Regions from separate parts of the Homo sapiens genome. Here region 1 is linked to region 2. Evidence: read pairs that join two places in POLR2A ChIA-PET (ENCODE). Cell type or tissue: HepG2. All regions are shown on one strand. Links, peaks and the distances in the headings refer to the core of each region. The heading gives the core; the rest is flanking DNA.

The links. ChIA-PET counts read pairs that join two places held together with the same protein. Peaks named below come from ENCODE experiments on the same cell type or tissue, not always from the same donor. Only the 100,000 strongest peaks of a DNase experiment are listed, where the experiment ranks them.
Region 1: POLR2A ChIA-PET joins it to region 2 with 13 read pairs; 3 of 35 experiments call an interaction of 5 or more read pairs at or near these places.

The regions. Positions count from the first base shown.
Region 1 is chr11:19,957,581-19,960,487 of GRCh38, reverse strand. All of the region lies in intron 10 of NAV2 (neuron navigator 2), which reads right to left. Among named protein-coding and RNA genes, the nearest start is that of NAV2-AS3, 22 kb to the left of the region's middle. RefSeq lists a silencer at 1,991-2,285. In HepG2, for the core only: no CTCF peak of the experiment used is centred there; no DNase peak of the experiment used is centred there.
Region 2 is chr11:20,021,320-20,024,226 of GRCh38, reverse strand. All of the region lies in intron 11 of NAV2 (neuron navigator 2), which reads right to left. It overlaps LOC124902644 (a long non-coding RNA gene), which reads left to right. Exons shown (of 2, transcript XR_007062616.1): 2 at 3-2,907. Among named protein-coding and RNA genes, the nearest start is that of NAV2-AS2, 27 kb to the left of the region's middle. In HepG2, for the core only: no CTCF peak of the experiment used is centred there; DNase peaks (open chromatin) are centred at 1,336 and 2,286; H3K4me3 peaks cover 2,500 bases.

The sequences.
Region 1 (2,907 bases), core at 162-2,661, 64 kb after region 2:
GTGACAATAAAATGGTAGGCCATCTTTTTCAACTCTTCCATGGGCTTAAGACAATTAAGTAACAATTACCCTCTAGGGTCTTCATTTTCTTTATTAATAAAAACAGTATAAAGCCAGAGTGTGGGAGTTAGATAAGATGCCTAGCACACAGAAGGGATGCCACACATATCAGCCCCCATAAGCCACCCGGAGCTCCAGAGTAGGATGGAATATGTTTTTCCTGTACATGTAAGCACACTTCACTAAGTGTGAGCTCATGGGCCCCTGGTAAGAACCTTGAATGATCAAAAGTTGGCACAAAAAGTACAGTATCAAACGGTCCAGCTTTGAGAACAAATAACCGACTCCTCCTCTTGTCCATCAAGCCCCAGGGCACAGTCAGGGGCCTGGAACTGACTAGAACTTACTAAATACTTGCCAACTTGATTCAACTAACATGCAGAGTCTCGGTCATGTTGATTAATGGACTTAAGGTGGAATTTCCCTTAAACATCTGGGCCAGTCTCAGTAACACCCAAATGCTGGCTGTGTTTTGTTGATGCTGCTTGCCAGTGAAGAGCCCCGGAAGGGCAGGAGGTCCGTTCCAACAAGACAGCAGACAGTCCAGATGGTGGGGGGGGAAGAAGGAGCACCTTGCTAAGCATGATTAGTCACAGCGGGCTTCTCTCGCCCAGCACGGTAGCTGTCGGCTGGAGGGTATCGTGTTCATGCTTCCCACATGAACATCAGTTATGGTCTTATGTCTAAGGAGAGGGCTCACTAGCTTCTTACCCTTTGGGGCTTGGGGAGGAGTCATGCGGGGAAGAGCATGAAATATGTTAAGTACTTTTATCCTGCACGATGCGCTGAATTTGGTTATATCAGATTGAATCTAGGAAACACCCTCATTATGAGGACAGTTTGGTGAGGTCTGCAATGCCCCAGGAACTGGGCTAGCACTTTGCCTGTGTCACCTCATTCAATTGTCACCATAACTCCAGGCATTATTATTCTCATTTGCAGATGAGCACAGTGGGCTTCCCAGAATGTGAAAGTGAGAACTTACAAGGTCCCCACAGGACCTGCTCTAGTTTCAGATCCACTTTGGAGCCCCCACATTTTGCCTCTTCATGTTAACATTCACCACCATCTGCCTTGGGTTGCAATGAACTATGGACACGCAGGGTGTTCTTCCCCTCTGCGCCCTGAGTTCCTCCGGGGACAAGAGTTGGCAGGCTGTGGGACTGGGTTTTCCTAAGGCTCCTGGAATCATATTCTACACTCTCCTTAAACATTCAACCCACCTTGGTCTGGGGGTGGCCTGAGAGGCCTGAGACAATCTGGGAGCACAGGGTGGGTGCTAACATGCAAGAGGGAAAGCTAGGAAATGACAAAGGATGCTGAGGACAGACATCAGCTATTTCCCAGCAGTTACAACACAGGCTGGAGCTGGGGAGCCATCCTTATCTTCTCTGTCTCCTTTGTGTCCCCTGTGTAACTGGCCCCCACATCAGGCTGAGTTTAATGTAAAAAGTGTCTTTAAACTCATTGTGCATCTGTTCCCCTGGCCCTGGCCTTACCCAGCCCTGTGGCTCTGCTGCGTGGACTCTGGAATAGCTTCTAACCTGAGCCCACTGCCTCCCAACCTCCATCTTGAATCTGCAACCCACCCAAGCACCAACCTCATAATAACATGACAATGCCTGTATGTCCTTAGGCTATTGGTCTGCCTGGGCCCTTGTTTATCCTGTGAGGCCCAGCTCACATGTCCTCAAGGTGCCACCGCTGCTGCTGGTAGTGACAGTGGTGGACAATATGGTAGCGAACCCTGCTGAGTGCTTAAAGCATGCATGCCAGGCACTGGGCTGAGAGTACACACCATGATCTCACTGAAACCTCACATCAAACCTATGAGATGGGCACAGTGAAATTAAATAGGTTACTAAAGGACACACAGCTAAGAGTAGTGGAACCAGCCTGGACTGCAGGTCAAACTCCACAGCCCACACTTTTCCCACCGACCCTCACCTTATGGTAAGGGTGTTTGTGTCCCAACACAAGCCATCACTTCCTCACTGGCCTCCTTCACTCACCACTCTTATGCTGACCTACACAGTGCCCTGTTGCATGATCTTTCCTTCACAGCGTTAGGATCTTGGCAACCTGGTCTTACTCATTTCCCTTGGTCTCAGTGCTTTTAGCATAGTCTTTAACATATAACAAACTCAATAAACACTTTTTACACGGGATTTTACTGCCTTTTGCCTGGAGCCTACCCAGAAGGTAGGCCAAAGGAAAGGATTCCAGTGTCCAAGGCCAGAAGACCCTGTGCTTTGGAAAGCTATGGGAGGAGGAGGACATCTGTAAGGGTGGGTGGCAGGCAGGGAACAGCCCATTTGGAGGCCTCTCAACAAGGGCCTGAGACTTCCTTCTCCCAAAGCACCCACTTTTGTTCCCGTCTTCTTTTTCCTTCCCACAGGATGCAGGGGTGGGAGGGAGGCAGGAAGGGATTCAAGCCTCAAAGCTAGTTAGGAAATTCCCAAGAAATCGAGGCCCAACCCTAGTTTCCTGAGAAGACAAGACACCCATTTATTTTTTTTTCTCTCTCTCTTCCCCATAAATTACTAAGCCAGCATTTGCCATTAGACATCTGTGGCAGTCTGGGCTGCCCACGTCAAAGCTGGACCACACTTCATTTCTCCATGGGGCTGTCCCCCAGTAAATCTCTTTTTAATCCAGGTCTCAGCCTGCTAAGTCTGTCGTCACCAGCAGTGGACAGAGTGCGCATGGGAGTGCTGGAGAATTTCTCCTCCTCCAGTGGGCTAGCAGCTCAGCTATTCTTTCTCCTCTGATGAGACTGCCTACCCAGACGCCGATAAGGGCTAGTAGGTTTCCTGCACTCAGTACATCAAGTGGGTCCACCGTGGA
Region 2 (2,907 bases), core at 246-2,745:
AGAAACAAGCTGAATCCGAGAAGCCCAGGCAGGCTGTGCTGCTAGCATCCTGTGTATTTCGGTGAGTCCTCCACAACAAAGTACGCCCTTCATCCAGCTGAAGTCACATTTAAAATTAACAGGTAAAACCATTCCGAGCTCAGATGCCAAGCCCACCCAGGAAGGCATGGTGGTAGAGTGAACCTGGGTTCCAATCCCAGCTTTGCCTCTTATCAGCTGTGTAACCTTAATCAAGTTATTTAACCTCTCTTGGTTCCCACTGGTGATTTTCAAAATTGAATGTAATCTCCCTGGCTTTGCAATGAAATTGAATGACACAATGTCTGCTAGATGCTTGGCATGTGGTAGGTGGTCATGAACATTGTTTTCTTCTCCCCTTGTCTGGCTTAAAAACAGAAATGTGCTTCCCTGGGCAGCTCTATAGGTCATAAGGTAGCAAGAAAAGTCCTTATGCTTAAACCTCCCATGCCATCTCTCCTGGAGCCTAGTTTACACACACACACACACACACACACACACACACACACCCAGCAATTTGCTGTATAAACACAACCACAAGTTCACCAGGATCCTTAAATTCCAAACAAAACCTCCAACTGCAAGTCTTTTTAATCAGGGCCCTCTGAACCACAAGCAGCCCTTGCCTGGGGCCACACTGCCTTTTTCCGGCTCACCCCTCTGTACTGCCCCCACCAGCTGAAAAGTCCGGAATAACGACTTAAGACAGCTAGGTGATCAATACCCAGATTTTCGGGCTCAGTAGCCTAATTTGATAAGACGGTTTGGAAAATATTGACATTACCCAAATGTCTAGGTGGACCCAGGACATTCGGGTAATGCCCCAGTTTCCTCTGAAACCATCAAGGTTAGAATCAATGGGGGCGGAAGAGGAGAAGAGGTGAATTTCCTGACCAGCAACCTTGCCCCCCGCCCCCTCCCACCCCCACTCACACACCACCACATAGCTCACAGTGATTTAGGCAGCTGCACCACAGGCTGCTCCACCAGGCTTTTCAATACCGGCCAAGGAAGACAAGGCAGTACATGCACCACACCCACCCCCTGGCCCCAGAAATTTTAGAAAATCGTCCTACCTTGTAAGGTTCCTAGGCCAGAGCATTTCACTACATTGCGGCCCTTGGAGAACAGCGGACAAAGAAGCTGAATGAATCTCACAGGATGGCAAGTCCTTTAGCCAGCTGAGCCAGCCCACACTGGGCCAGGGAATCCCAGGCACCCAGCAACTCTGTAACTAAAGGACTAGCTAGCAGGGATCACCATTCCCCAGGCCAGGAAAGAAATCCGATCCCCCAACAAAATTAACCTCTGAAGTGCTGAAGGATCGAGAGGTCAGGCCTCAGTGCTGGTATCAAGTCAGCTGTGAAAAGTTTCAGCAAAGCAAAAGCTAACACCAAACTCTGAAACCATTACCGTAAAGCACTGAATGGAAGGGCCCTCCATGTGGTCCCAGGGGAGTTTGCAACAGCGGGTCAAATTGAAGAAAATCTAAGAATGAAAAACTACTTTAAATCCTCACAGACTGCACAGAAACATTGCAGAAAGTCTTTCCAGCCCTAAGTGCTACTTTTAATGATGCAAAAATCATTGACTATAACATTTCTTAGCTCATTCCATTGACGTCTGAAGGCAAAGCATTCGATTGAAAAGATTAGCCTACAGAGAGAATTTCTGAACCTAAAAAGGAAATGATACCTGTTTGTACAGTTAACAACGACACACATACATTATTTCCGGTGATGTCAATTTTGATGCAGTGCCAACAAAAATATGCATTAATTCCGCAGGCTACTTATTTCAAAAGAAAAAGAATCTCAGTCTAGGCATGGCTACATTAAACATTATGGTACAGAGGCTGGAAGGGGAGGTGGGTGGGAGAGAGTCCCAGCTCTGGGATGGGAAGGGGTTGCATGGACTAATCCCTATTAAAACCTGTAATCAAGGCACTCAGAAAGAACTATGTAAACAGATGCTATGAACAATGAACAACTGTATTACTACTGAGAACTCAAAAGCAAACTTATGTTATAGCCACAAGCTTTATTTGAAAACGAAGGATTAAGATGTTCTCCAAAACCCTGACTCCCTCTCCAAAAATCCTACCAGTTGGTTCCTGGTAGCTTTCAAAGACTTTCCCCAAGAAAGGCTCTCCCCCTGGCCAGGGTGGCCTCTCCAGTGGAAGCAGGGAGCGGGGGTTGTGGCCCTGGGGGATGGTTAGGGAAGGAAGCAGTAACTGGCTCCAAGCGAGGTCTCTGTGTGGTCAGCATTTGCTCAGCAAACAGAAGCTTTCAAAGGGGAATGAAGAGCCATTCCTCTCCCACTGAAAAGGGAGGGAATAAAAGATCTGCTCAAAGAGGAGAGGAGGGTCTGGTGGTGATTCCCAGGTGAATGAAAAAAAGATTGTAATCTCGAAGGAGTCCCAACCAAAGTTAATCATTCACATCTCATCCTTCAGGGCCCTCGTCCACTTGAAATACTGCTGAGGCATCTGCCGTGGGGAGTGGGAAGCAGAGGTGGGGGTGGGCAGTGGGTGAGTTTGAGGGAAGGAGTAGTGTCCAGATATATTAAGACAAAAAAGTTGGGACAGACCCAAGTTCTGGCTGACAAGGATGCTTCAAACCACCCCTTACCTTCTATGCTGTCCCTGGAACTGACTGTATCTTTACGATATTACTTCTTTGAGAATCTGTCCAACATCCGAGTTAACTTGGGAATGGGATGGTGATTGTGTGTATGGAGACACACAGGCACATGGGCACAGATGCACACACACGCTCTAAAAAGTTTCCATTGTTTCCTCGCTCTAGGCAAACATAATAGGTAAACATTCTGATTTGTCATCAAGGTAAGCTAGGAAATGTTGATGTATTCATTTATTCATTCATCAAC